Regions from separate parts of the Homo sapiens genome. Here region 2 is linked to region 1. Evidence: chromatin loops called from intact Hi-C (ENCODE). Cell type or tissue: PC-3. All regions are shown on one strand. Each heading gives the region's core, and the rest is flanking DNA. Links, peaks and the distances in the headings are about the cores only.

Region 1 (6,564 bases), core at 726-5,725:
ATAAATAGAGATCAAAATACTTGTACTGTTTTGTATTCTGCTGAGTAATTTACCAGCAAATCATGTTTGTCTTCCTATGCCATTAAATGTTCTTTTAAAATGTAACTAGCTGTGGCCGGGCATGGTGGCTCACGCCTGTAATCCCAGCACTTTGGGAGGCCAAGGTGGATGGATCACCTGAGGTCAGGAGTTCGAGACTGGCCTGGTCAACATGGTAAAACCCCGTCTCTACTAAAAATACAAAAAATTAGCCGGGCATGGTGGCGCACGCCTATAATCCCAGCTACTCAGGAGGCTGAGGGAAGAGAATCACTTGAACCCAAGAGGTAGAGGTTGCAGTGAGCTGAGATCATGCCATTGCACTCCAGCCTGAAACGTCCATCTCAAAAAATAAAAATAAAAAATGTAACTAGCTGTATAATATTCTACCATGAAGATATGCCATAATGTGTTAAACCAAGCCCCTAATAAGGAATCTTTAAATTACTTTTTTTTAATTTTCATAACAACACTGCAGTGAATATTCTTATGCCAGAATCTATATTTTCATCTGTGACTAATTCATTGAGAAAGATAGTGAGAAGTAGAATCACTGGGTCAAAGAATATAGTAGTTTTATGGCTAGAGGTGCTCTGAAGAAAAAGCAAACTTGTTTTTTCTCTCTACCCTTACACACCATGCAACAAAGCACTTCTGACACCATGTTGGTTATGGGGGTTCCCCACACATCAGGCAGTTCTCCAGCAGACACCAATTCATTTCTCACACTATCCACCCGGAGACAGCATCAGATCACACAGGCTGGGGGCTCAATCCATCCCACAAGAGGACCTCTACTTCAGATGCCAATCATCAGTAGTAGGTTGCTACCTATACTTCTCCTTTTTTTTTTTTTTGAGACAGAGTCTTGCTCTGTCGCCTAGGCTGGAGTACAATAGCATGATCTCGGCTCACTGCAAACTCGGCTTCCTGAGTTCAAGCGATTCTCCTGCCTCAGCCTCCTGAGTAGCTGGGATTACACGCATGTGCCACCACACCCGGCTAATTCTTTGTATTTTTAGTAGAGGAGGGGTTTCACCATGTTGCCCAGGGTGGTCTCGAACGCCTGACTTCAGGTCATCTGCCCGCCTCGGCCTCCCACAGTGCTGGGATTACAGGCGTGAGCCACTGCGCCCCGCTGGTACACTTCTGGCTGATAGGCTATAAATCAAGGGATCCTTTGATACCTTTCTTGGGTTCAATTAATTTGCTAGAGTGGCTCACAGAACTCAAGAAAACACTTTACTCATGTTTACCAGTTTATTAATAAAGGATATAATGAAGGATACAGATAAACAGCCAGATGGAAGAGGTGCCTAAGGCATGGTATAGGAAGGGGCCTGGGGCTTCCCTGCTCTCTCTAGGTGGTGGAACCCCCAGGCTTTCAGCAATCCAGAAGCTCTCTGAGCCCTGTCTTTTGGGTTTTTTTATGGAGACTTCATTATGTAGTCATGATTGATTATGTAATTGGCCATTGGCGATCAACTCAACCTTCAGCTTCTGTCCCCTCCCCCAGAGGTTGGGGGTGTGTGTTGGAGGTAGGGGTGGTACTGAAAGTTCCAACCTTTTAATCACATAGTTGGTTCCCCTGGCAACCAGCCCTCATCCTGAGGCTACTCAGGATCCCACCTAGAGTTGCCTTCTTAGAACTAAAGATGCTCCTATCACTCAGGAAATTACAAAGGGCTTAGGAGCTCTGTGTCAGGAACTGGTCAAAAATCAAGTATTAGAACAAAAGACTCTCCTAGCTAGCACTCCTATCTACAAGGGTATTAAGAGCTCTGTCTCAGGAACTACAGCAGAGATCAAGTATATATTTATTATATCACAATATCATAGATACTTACCAAATAACCCTCAGGAAAGATTTTACCCACTTCAGTGCCTCTTCTGATATTTGCTGCATCCATAGCAAAATGGGTCAGCTTAAGAGAAGAAGCCCAGTGGGATTGTCTGTCCCCAAGAGCCCACCTGTGATTCCATTCACACCTCTAAGTCATTTTCATGTGAGCTCAAGGATTACGTGGAGAAAAAGAGAGGACAGAAATGTCAGTTACAGTGTAAAGTGTGAAAAGAGAGTATTTGAGGCGAAAGATTTGGAGAGGTTTTTGATTAAGTGGTAGATTTTGTACCTGTTTTTATATGTGGTACATCCATTATTGAAAATTGTTACTTTTTTTCTTAGAGGAAATAACCATCCTTTAGTAGCTATTCAGGCATTTCATTAATTGTTGCAATAAAACTGTTTCATTTTATTCATAGAAGAGCAGGATAAAGAAACAATTATATTTTGACGTTCTCTTTTAGGCTTCTTCAGAAAGTTCAGAAAAATAAAGAATTGGTGCAGACTGAAATCCAAGAAAGACATTCCTTCACAAAAGAGATAATTGCTTTGAAGAATTTCTTTCAACAGACCACAACTTCATTCCAAAATATGGCATTCCAGGATCACCCAGAAAAGTCAGAACAATTTGAGGTAAGTGAGGAATGAATTAGTGAATGTGGCAGGTACAGGCCCACAGTCTTGTATCCAAAGTCCTTGGGGTAGAGATAACTCAGTGGCTGGGTTTGGGGGAGCGGTCTGGGGAGAGAGAGAGAGGCATAGGCAAAGGCCCTGTGGCATGGTATGGGCAGAACCAAGGGAGAAGATCAGTGTGGCTGGAGAGCAGAGAACAGAGTTGAAACAAGGCTGGAAGGTAGGCCAGTCTGGACCAAGCAGCCTTCTTTCAACTATGTTTCCAGTGTGTTTGGTGAACAAGGGCCTCAGACCACTCTTAAGTAGTATGTTACATTACTCCTTTAGTAGGACATGGCGCCTTGTCTCTGACAGGGTCTATGTACACCCTACAGGTCATCTGGAATCTCATTTCTTCAGAAGAATCTCCTCTTTCATTCCAGTCCAATAGTGACAGCCCAAAAGTATGTTTGGAAGTTTATTCAAAAGTCACGTGTTGGCCGGACATGGTGGCTCACACCTATAATCCCAGCACTTTGAGAGGTCCAGGCAGGCAGATCACTTGGGGTCAGGAGGTCAAGACCAGCCTGGCCAACATGGGGAAACTCCGTCTCTACTAAAAATACAAAAATTAGCCAGGCATGGTAGCGTGTGCCTATAATCCCAGCTACTGGGATGCTGAGGCAGGAGAATCACTTGGACCCAGTAGGTGGTGGTTGTAGTAAGCCGAGATCGTGCCGCTGCAATCCAGCCTGGCTCCATCTCAAAAAAAAAAAAGTCACATGCTGTCTAAACAGAACTTTTGGTTATTATATTGGAAAGTAAAGAAGCAGTCTTCATGGGGAAGCCTTCTAAGTGTACCTCTGAATGAAAGCCTGTACTCCTGGACTAGGTGTAGATAAAACGGGATGACACTTACTTATTAAACCCCATCTTTGAATGGCATTGTTCTCTAACTTTCTCTCTCTAGATTTGTCCTCTGCTGAGGATTAAGAAAAGGAAAACAATGACACATTACAGAGTCATTTAAAATTGTAATCATTCTTCAGTACAGTGACTCAATCCATGAACACAAATAATGCTACTGAACAGCTACTGTAAAAACAAAACAAACAACAAAAAAGCCACAGTCAAGTCAAGAAGTATTTTTCCACTTGATCTTTGGGAAACTTTCCCATACAAATGAGTTTCTCCTTTATAATTACTGCAGGAGAAGGTAGATCAGATTTGGTTTCTAGGCCACAACCAATAGACTATTTGTTCAGGTTTCTTTTATCTCCTAAAAACCTACATTCTTTGTATGGAACTGGAACCTTCCCTTTTGAAAGCAGTTGAGCTCTGCAGGGCTGTCTAATTACATGAAAGTAGACACTTCTGCTCCAAGTGTGGGGCTTTTAGTGGCCTTAAATCATTGTGATGATAATGGAGGAAGAAGTAGAAATAGCAACACGTTAAAACAACAACAAAAAACTTCTTTGAAACTTTTTTTTTTTTTTTTTTGCTGCTTGCAGCTTTTTAGATCAGGACTGCAATGGAGATACAATTAAATCCTAAAGGTACTTTAGAAGCAGGGGGTGTTGTAATGTCTTTTCTAGATAATGGTGTGACACTATGAAGAGATATCAAGTTTAATTCTTACAAATTAGAAAGCATCATCTGACTAAACTGAGTGTCTCTGGGGCTTAATCAGCTTGTATCACTAGTGGGGTTTTGTCATGCAAACTGCACTCCTTTAAATCATAAGGATGTGCTGGAAGGCTGCTTTCACTTTTTAGAATTAAACTTTTCCCCCAGTCTCGTGAGTATTGCAACTCTCTTAATGCTTTTAGGAGCTTCAAAGCATCCTTAAGAAAGGGAAACTAACTTTTGAGAATATTATGGAAAAACTGCGAATCAAGTATTCCGAAATGTACACCATAGTCCCTGCAGAGATTGAATCCCAGGTGGAAGAATGCAGAAAAGCTTTAGAAGACATAGATGAGAAGGTAATAATAATGTCTGTACTACTGTTATTATTTACGGAGCTGAATGACTATCAGGAGGAAAATATCATTTAATGTCAAATTCCATTTGCCAGGATTTCAGCTATAACTTCTTTTAAGAGTTAAGTGACCATCGTGTCTATTGAATGCTAAGATAAAGATGCTCTAAATATGTGACATAAGATAACAGAATTAGATGATTTATATGTATTTAATTGTCAAAATGCTTATTCTTCTCTTGCATTTTATAATACAGTTATATAATATTTTTTACTGGTTTTGTTTGCTTTTGTACAACCACTGTACAACCACTTGAACATTTTGGATGTTAATACTTTGCTTTAAAATACATTCTTTGAAACATTTTGACATTACAACTAAGGCAATAAGAATACAAATTTCACAACTCACTAGGAATAGCACTTAGTATGTAGTGTCTGTCTAACGATGATGTTAACAGAATTCTCATGAAAAGTACCTGAGCAAATCTTTATACCTGAAAGTCCAGATTTAAAGAAAAGGTGGAAAATATTTTATAATACTAGAAACATAGGAGCTTAGCAAGATATTTTGATTAGATTGTAGAAAGACAGCCCATATCAAACAGAAGAAAATTCTGTTTGGTCTGGTATCCACAGAAGGATTTTTTTTTTTTTTTTTTGTCTAGAATACTTACAACTTGATAAATAAAATAGATCTTAAACACAAAAAATTCAGATTTCAAACTTAGTTGCTAGAATATGTCATTAATTCTATGACAGATTTCTCAGGAAAATCTCACATGTAAAAAACATGTAAACTCTTAACGTATATTTATAACAAATCTTTTTTAGTTAACACACAAGAAAACCTATTTCGTACTTTCTCAAGGATCTCGTTACTATTGATTTTATTTCAGGAAAATACTAAATATTTTGAGAGAAACTAAATGTTATGCTCATGAATACTTATGAAAATCCCTAGCAGAGTAAATTAATAATCAAAATCAGTCGTTCAAATTCAAGGTAGAAAATTTCCGCTATGACCCTCTATATTTGTAACAAACAGCAACTAATTTTTATTGTGTGATACAGCTAAAGGAAGTTCAAGGATCCCGGGGGACAGACATAGTAACATTGTGTATAATTCAAATGGCTACATATGTTTCCTAAATCATGATCTGTCCTAATGTATCTCAATGGTATACATTTCTGCCAGGAGAATAAGTGCTCAAAATATCAGAAAACTTTTCTTGTGGTAATTTGTGACACAGCCAGCCATGAAAAGCTAATATGGAACCAAAGTGGGATTTTTTTTTTTTCTAATAATATTGACTGCAGTATGGTCTGGGGAATAAAGACATGATATAAAAGTATCAAGGCCTGATATTGTGAATAGAGCCTGGGACTCAATCTAGGGACTTGGGCGCTTCTTGGGACAAGTTCAGCTACTTCCTTGACATATGACTGTAGCAAGTCATTTAGTCTGTGTTACAGTTTCAGCATCTGTATACTGTCTGCACAGGATGATTTTAGTCTCAATGGTTATACAGATAGAGTTGTTTTTTTTTTTAATTTACAAAACAAAGGATTATACAAAAGCATAAAGTATTATTTGGTTATTTAGTAGCTGCTTGGAGAAAGCCTTATCAAATAGCAAAACAAGAACACACATCAGTCAGGTATTTGGAAAGTGATACATTCAACATTCATTTATTATCTTTCCTAGCTCAAGGTTTTTTTTGTTTCTTTTTAAGAGAATCGTTTAGATAAAAAAAAATTACGCTGTTCAGTAGCTAAGTTTCTGATGGCTGGGAAAACATCTACAAATGGTTACACAGAGAATAATTAAGCTCTGTGCATCCTCAAGAAATAGCAATTTTAGAAGGTTGTTTCACCCAAATGAATACTATGATTGGAATTACATTTTTTTAAAAAAGTCAGCTTGAGAGTAAGTTTGGTTTTACTGAAAACAGATCTATGCAGATAGATTCTCATAAAATGGAAAGATTGTATAAAAATAATTTATCCCCCAGGAATTCATTTATATCATTTGATCCATATGGAAATGTTTCACACAATCCACTCAGTAATTTTGCCCAACACAGCA
Region 2 (6,564 bases), core at 687-5,686, 180 kb after region 1:
AGACACACATTATTCCACCTCACTGCTCCCCCAAAACACTCTATTATTGTCAGTCACAGGGTTATTGGAAGTCCTTGACAAGCAGTTAGATGATTTTGTCACAAAACCACCCTTTGCTCCCAAAAGCCTGCAGCACACAGAAAGGGCAGTGGGTTTATGCGAGTTCCATTTTTAGTCTCTAGCAGCCCCTGAAGGGGCCTTGAGGTCTTCAAAGAGCTGGCTGCTCCCCTCCTCCTTCCCCGAACTCAGGGCATTTCCAGCGATGGCAGTATTTCAGGGAAGAGCCTCTGACACCACTGGATACACCAGTCCTGCAGAAGTCTTTCCCATTACCTGCCGTACATGGCACTCACCGGGATCCTGCATTCCGAAGCACTCACACTCTCCCACCCAGACTCGCTCACACAGAGCTACAAGCATGCAAATTGCTCACTTTGGTATATGAGCATTACTGAGTTACTAAATTTACTAAATCATAAATTCTGTAAACACCTGCAATTTTCTATAAGTACACAGGTTAAGTGACAAAACACCAGTGCCCCCTGGAAGTCACTCATAGGAAAAGGCCGTCTTAGAGAATCCAGAGCACTGGGCAAAGAGTGCCAAATCTACAGGAAGCCTCATCTTTCCACCTCCCCAGCTCTAGGCTCTCCCAGGCAACCTGATGCAGGCATCCAGTAAGGACAACACAAGCCCTGCACAGAGATAACACAAAAAACACCTGAATCACCTTGCCTGCGGACAATTAATTATTGGAAATTGTAACTGTTGGACTTGGGGACATTTGATACTAAGGAAAGCTAGTTTGAAAATATCTCTATGGGGCAAAAAAAAAAAAAAACAAAAAAACCCACCAACTCCTGCATTGATATTTGATTATCTCTTTATTCTTCTGTGCTGATGTGGGATTATACACACATGCACAATACATACACACACACACACACACTCACACACACCCCTCCCCAAGTGGTATGGTAAGGGAACCCACCTGAAATCAATCCTATTTTCCAGAAGTACCTGTGCCTTAGTTCCTCAATATTGAAATTGGTATCATTTCCTCATTAAAATATATGCCATTTTCACTGCAAATTTATGTTCCAAAAATGGGAGGAGGGTTGGCATACTGAGGTATTTTAAACCCTGATAAAGGCTGTCCCTCACAGTAATCAGACCATACATAACTCATGGAGAAAGTTAATTTCTAAACAAAGTCTAAAGAACTAGGTCTGATTGCTTTCTTTTTAAGCAGGTGTGACAGTCAACCATTTCATTCAAGGGGTGGCAAAGTTAGAATATTTTTATTCACTCCACAGTCTGCAGAAACCAAATACATTTCAACAAAATAAATGAGAAATGAAGAGGCAATAAAGTATAAGACATCGTAAATGACAGCCCAGTAAAGGTCTTTCAGATGAGTTACACAGAACAAAGTTAGTAAAGACTCTAAATTAATGACATCTATTTTATTTATTTTATAATTTTAGATTGAAACTGAATTATGAGTAAGAAATTAGGACAGGGTTAAAAGAGTTGAATTAAAGACAGGGCTGGCTGGGTAAAGTGGCCCATGTCTGTAATCCTCGTGCTTTGGGGAGGCCAAAGTGGGAGGATCACTTGAGGCCAAGAGTTCTAGACCAGCCTGGGCGATGTAGCAAGACCTTGTCTCTACAAAATAATAATAAACCAGGCATGGTAGCATACACCTATAGTCCCAGTTCCTCAGGGGGCTGAAGCAAAAGATCACTTGAGGCCAGGAGCCCAAGGTTGCAGTGAGCCGTGATGGCACCACTGCACTCCAGCCTGGGCCACAGAGCGGGACCGTCTCTAAAAAAAAAAAAACAAAAACAAAAACAGGGCATATGATTTGAATGTTAAAATATTGAAACAATGTATCAACCAAACTGACCTACTCAGGAAATTTATTTTTGCACACTATCTGTCCATAAACTACTAAATAAAATCAGTAATAACATGGAATATCTTTGTATTAGTCCATTTTCACATTGCTATAAAGCACTATCTGAGACTGGGTAATCTATGAAGAAAAAAGGTTTAACTGACTCACAGTTCTGCATGGCTGGGGAGGCCTCAGGAAACTTACAATCATGGCAGAGAGCAAAGGGAAACCAAGGCACATCTTACATGGAGGCAGGAGAGCGAGTGACTGAGCAAGACAGCCGGGAGCTGCCAAACACTTTTAAAGCATAAGCTCCTGTGAGAACTCACTCACTCTCATGAGAACAGCATGGGGGAAACCATCCCCATGATCCAATCACTCCCACCAGATCCCTCCCTTGACACGTGGAGATTACAATTTCAGATGAGATTTGCTGGGGACACAGAGCCAAACCATATCAAATTTATTACTTGACAATCACTTTTTTTTTTTGAGACAGGGTCTCACCCCGATGCCCAGACTGGAGTGCAGTGGCATGATCTCTGCTCTCTGCAACCTCCTCCTCCTAGGTTCAAGTGATTCTCCTGCCTCAGCCTCCCATGTAGCTGGGATTACAGGCACACACCACTATGCCTGGCTAATTTTTGCATTTTTAGTAGAGAAGGGGTTTCACCATGTTGGCCAGGCTGGTCTTGAACTCCTGACCTCAAGTGATCCACTCACCTCAGCCTCCCAAAGTGCTGGGACTACAGGTGTGAGCAACCGAGCCCGGCCAATAATCACTCTTTATAAAATAAGAATATTGCTTTTTATTTTTTATTTTTTTTAAGATGGAGTCTTGCTCTGTCGCCCCAGCTGGAGTGCAATGACGTGATCTTGGCTCACTGCAACCTCCACTTCCTGGGTTCAAGCAATTCTCCTGCCTCAGCTTCCCAAGTAGCTGGGATTACAGGCGCCTGCCACCACACCCAGCTAATTTTTGTATTTTTAGTAAAGAAGGGGTTTCATCATGTTGCTCAGGCTTGTCTCGAACTCCTGACCTCAGGTGATCCACCCATCTCAGTCTCCCCAAGTGCTGGGATTACAGGCGTGAGCCACCGTGCCTGGCCTAAAGAAGAATATTGTTTAATACAACAACAAAATGTTGAATGAGTGGGCCTCCCTTAGGGGTACACTATTTGTGTGTGTGTGTGTGTGTGTGTGTGTGTGTGTGTGTGTGTGTGTATGTATGTGTGTGTATATATATATATATATCTCTGCTCGCAGCACACACCTGGGTACAGACCATGGTTTACCTCTGTGTGTATGGCAATGGCAGGGAGTGTTTAAGGCTTAGAATTGGGAATTGAAAATTCGGTGGTTATCTTGAAGGAATTTAGCATACAAATAACTAATGTGAATGTAAACTCAAGACATTTATACATATACAATTCCACGGACCTATCTGCAAATGTCCACAATGGGATCCAAGCCAGATACAAACTTCCTCTGACTAATAATTTAACATTAGTCAGTTGCCTGTTGATACTAAGGACACAAAAATGTCTTTGCATATGTGACTTTTTTTTGAGCAATTAGACAGTCAGGTTCTTTAGATCTTCACGTGAATTTATGATGAATTTAGTGGTTAGTAAAAGAAAAACTAAATGCTTAGAAATAAGCTGAAGTAATGAGATTTTCCTCTCATCCTCAGTAGACACAAGTTTTCTTGTTGTGGACACCTCAACAAGAATAAAGGGAAACAGAAATTATAGTTTCAGTATCCACAAATGGGCAACTGTTAGTTGTATTCACTGTTTATTCAGCCATATTACCACTTGAAGAAGCTCTGCTAGGACAATCCAGCAGAAGACAGTTATTTTCAAATGGTGTGAAGATTCCCTTCACTTTGCAAAAAAGAGTCGTAATAGAAGTCTTTATGGAGCATGACTCCTGACTTTTTGAATGAGCAACTCCTCTACAAATATACCTATTACATAAAAGTATATTCATTTGTATAAGAGAGGACTAAGTAACTGAACTATCTTAGACTTCAAGTTCCAGACTTCAGAAAGTTAATGTGTTAAAAATACTAGAGACTGTAGGCTGGGCGTGGTGACTCACGTCTGTAATCCCAACAATTTGGGAGGCTGAGGCTGGGGGATCACTTGAAGTCAGGACCTCGAGACCAGCTTGGCCAACATGGTAAAACCCCGTCTCCACTAAAAAAAAAAAAAAAATACAAAAATTGGCCAGCCGTAGTGGCACATGCCTGTAATCCCACCTACTCAGGAGGCTGAGGCACAAGAATCACTTGAGCTTGGGAGGCGGAGATTGCAGTGAGCTGAGATCATGCCATCGTATTCCAGCCTGGGTGACAGAGCGAGACTCCATCTCAAAAACAAAAAACAAACAAACAAAAACTACTAGAAATTGCAACAACAAATAAACACCAGTAGTCATTCCAAAAAAAAAAAAAAATGCCTGCTCAACATGAATGCATTTACAATTCCCAAGAATTCCTCTTCTATACTCAATCAAATATACTAGATTTATGTTTTACAACATAATACTTTCACTTAAGTTATAAAGGCAGTGTAAGTCTATTAGAAATAATTTGTAAGAAAAATAACTTTTCTTCTATTAACTAAAAGGTAGGCCTAATATTTTTCCAGGATTTGTGTCCACTTATAGTAATGTATACACACAATTACAGGAATTAAAGAACGCATACAGAGAAATGGGAGAGTGGAGAGTTAATTGTACTAAAAACCAGGAATGAAATAGTCACCAAAAATAAACACTAAATTTGGCATCAATTTAGAAATCAAGACAAAAGATAAAATAATCCTAAAGTCTGCAAATTATTTGTCAAGGGATGGAATGTGTTCCTAGGACTAACTTCAAGGAAAATTATATGTGTATATTTATACATATGTATATTTGGCCCCAGTTAAAACACCAAGCAGAATACAATGAATGAATGAGAGCAATGGCTTGGCTAGGTGCTTGGCTTTTCAGCCTGCCTTGCGACATGGTACCCTGAGATGACAGTGGGGAGAGTGGGTTTCTGCAGTGTGTTACAAGTAAAACAGGGCTGTTCTCTACCAAAACATCTCTGTTCTGCAGAATGTGCTCTTTGTCAACATTGTCACCCATAACAACAGGTAGAATAAAGTAGAGAGTTAGTTTGCCATTTGGCAACCCCCCAAGTCCAGCTCCACCACCTATTATCCTACCTGTAAGCAGGTTTCTCAATCTCCCATTTCCAATATCTGAATGATAGAGATAATAATGGATCCTACTCCCTCAAAGGGGGCAGGAAGATTGTGAAGATTAAATGTGTTGACATAAGTTAAATGCATAAGGTGCTGCCAAGCACATACAAGCCAATAGGTTAACTATTTTGTTTGTTACTGAAGGGTCTTGTGCCCTGAACTTCTCTGGTCTTCCAGAGCCTCCCTCCATGGTTTACCACCTGGGCTTGCTCCTGTTCAAGTCACATCAGTCCTCCAGCTCTTCTCAGAGGATCTGTTCTCTATCAAAACACCATTATGCAGAACAGTGCTCTTTTAATAACATTGTCAACCATGACAAAAGGCAGAATGGGGACTGATACCTTGGGGCATCACTCTTCATCTGTGTAACACAGGGTCTTCTGATGATCTAAAGTGGTAACAGGATTATAATGCAAGAGTTGGGGTAGACACTAGGCATCCTCCCACGCTATGCAGAGTCAGATGTGGCTGAACATTCAACCTAGCACTTTTTCCATAAAAGAGATGTGGAAATCAATTTCCAAGAAGATTTCGAACTGCTCGAATTTACACCAAGAGGGTGTTCTACTTTCCTGCTAAAAAGCTTGAGTATTTTTATACAGTCCAGCTTTCCCTCCATAAACAGTTCACCTAAGTCAATTAAAAATTGTTTCCTTTTCTGTGTCATCTTTAAAAGAAAATCAAACACAACCAAGATACAGCATCATGTCCCATTTTCTGTTAAGTTTCATATAGTTTTAGTAACCCTTCCTTCCACCGCTATTGCCAAAAATGCTATATAGTACATGCATTAGAATGTGTTAAAGCAGATCGGGCATGGTGGCTCACGCCTGTAATCCCAGCGCTTTGGGAAGCTGAGGTGGGCAGATCGCCTGAGGTCAGGAGTTCAAGACCAGCCTGGCCAACATGGTGAAACCACTTCTCTACTAAAAATAGAAAAATTAGCCTGGCATGGTGGTGGACACCTGTGATCCCAACTACTTGAGAGGCTGAGGCAGCAGGATCACTTGAATCCGGTAGGCGGAGGTTGCAGTGAGCCAAGATTGCACCTCTGCACTCCAGCCTGAGCAACAGAGAGAGACTCCATCTCAGAAAAAAAACAAAAAACAAAACAAAACAAAACAAAAAAAAACAAAAGAGTGAGTTAAAGCATGTGAAAATAAACTTGGCACATTTCTAAGAATTTTATCACCTGTCCAGAAAGCTCCAGATATAATTGGTCACTATAGGTACAAAAAACAGCAGGACAACTTAAGATTATAACCTGAAAATGGAATTTTTAATGGAGAAAAATCTGTGTCGACTTATACACATAGTGGCCACATACCTACGGGATACAGTCCCCTATTAAAGCGCTGGCCTGTAAATGCTGCTGCACCACAGATTAAAAATGAGTCACAGGACCCT

What was found. Hi-C counts contacts between places; a loop is a spot of excess contacts. Peaks named below come from ENCODE experiments on the same cell type or tissue, not always from the same donor. Only the 100,000 strongest peaks of a DNase experiment are listed, where the experiment ranks them.
Region 2: a loop joins it to region 1, with 1.8 times the contacts of the local background. A loop is called at or near these places in 1 of 110 quality-filtered maps.

What each region holds. Positions count from the first base shown.
Region 1 is chr14:64,071,622-64,078,185 of GRCh38, forward strand. SYNE2 (spectrin repeat containing nuclear envelope protein 2) reads left to right here. Exons shown (of 116, transcript NM_182914.3): 53 at 2,347-2,515; 54 at 4,324-4,479. Among named protein-coding and RNA genes, the nearest start is that of MIR548H1, 20 kb to the right of the region's middle. RefSeq lists an enhancer at 2,568-3,069. In PC-3, for the core only: no CTCF peak of the experiment used is centred there; a DNase peak (open chromatin) is centred at 3,590; H3K27ac peaks cover 1,125 bases.
Region 2 is chr14:64,250,482-64,257,045 of GRCh38, forward strand. The region is part of intron 6 of ESR2 (estrogen receptor 2); the gene reads right to left. Among named protein-coding and RNA genes, the nearest start is that of ESR2, 41 kb to the right of the region's middle. In PC-3, for the core only: no CTCF peak of the experiment used is centred there; a DNase peak (open chromatin) is centred at 3,380; H3K4me3 peaks cover 820 bases; H3K27ac peaks cover 1,239 bases.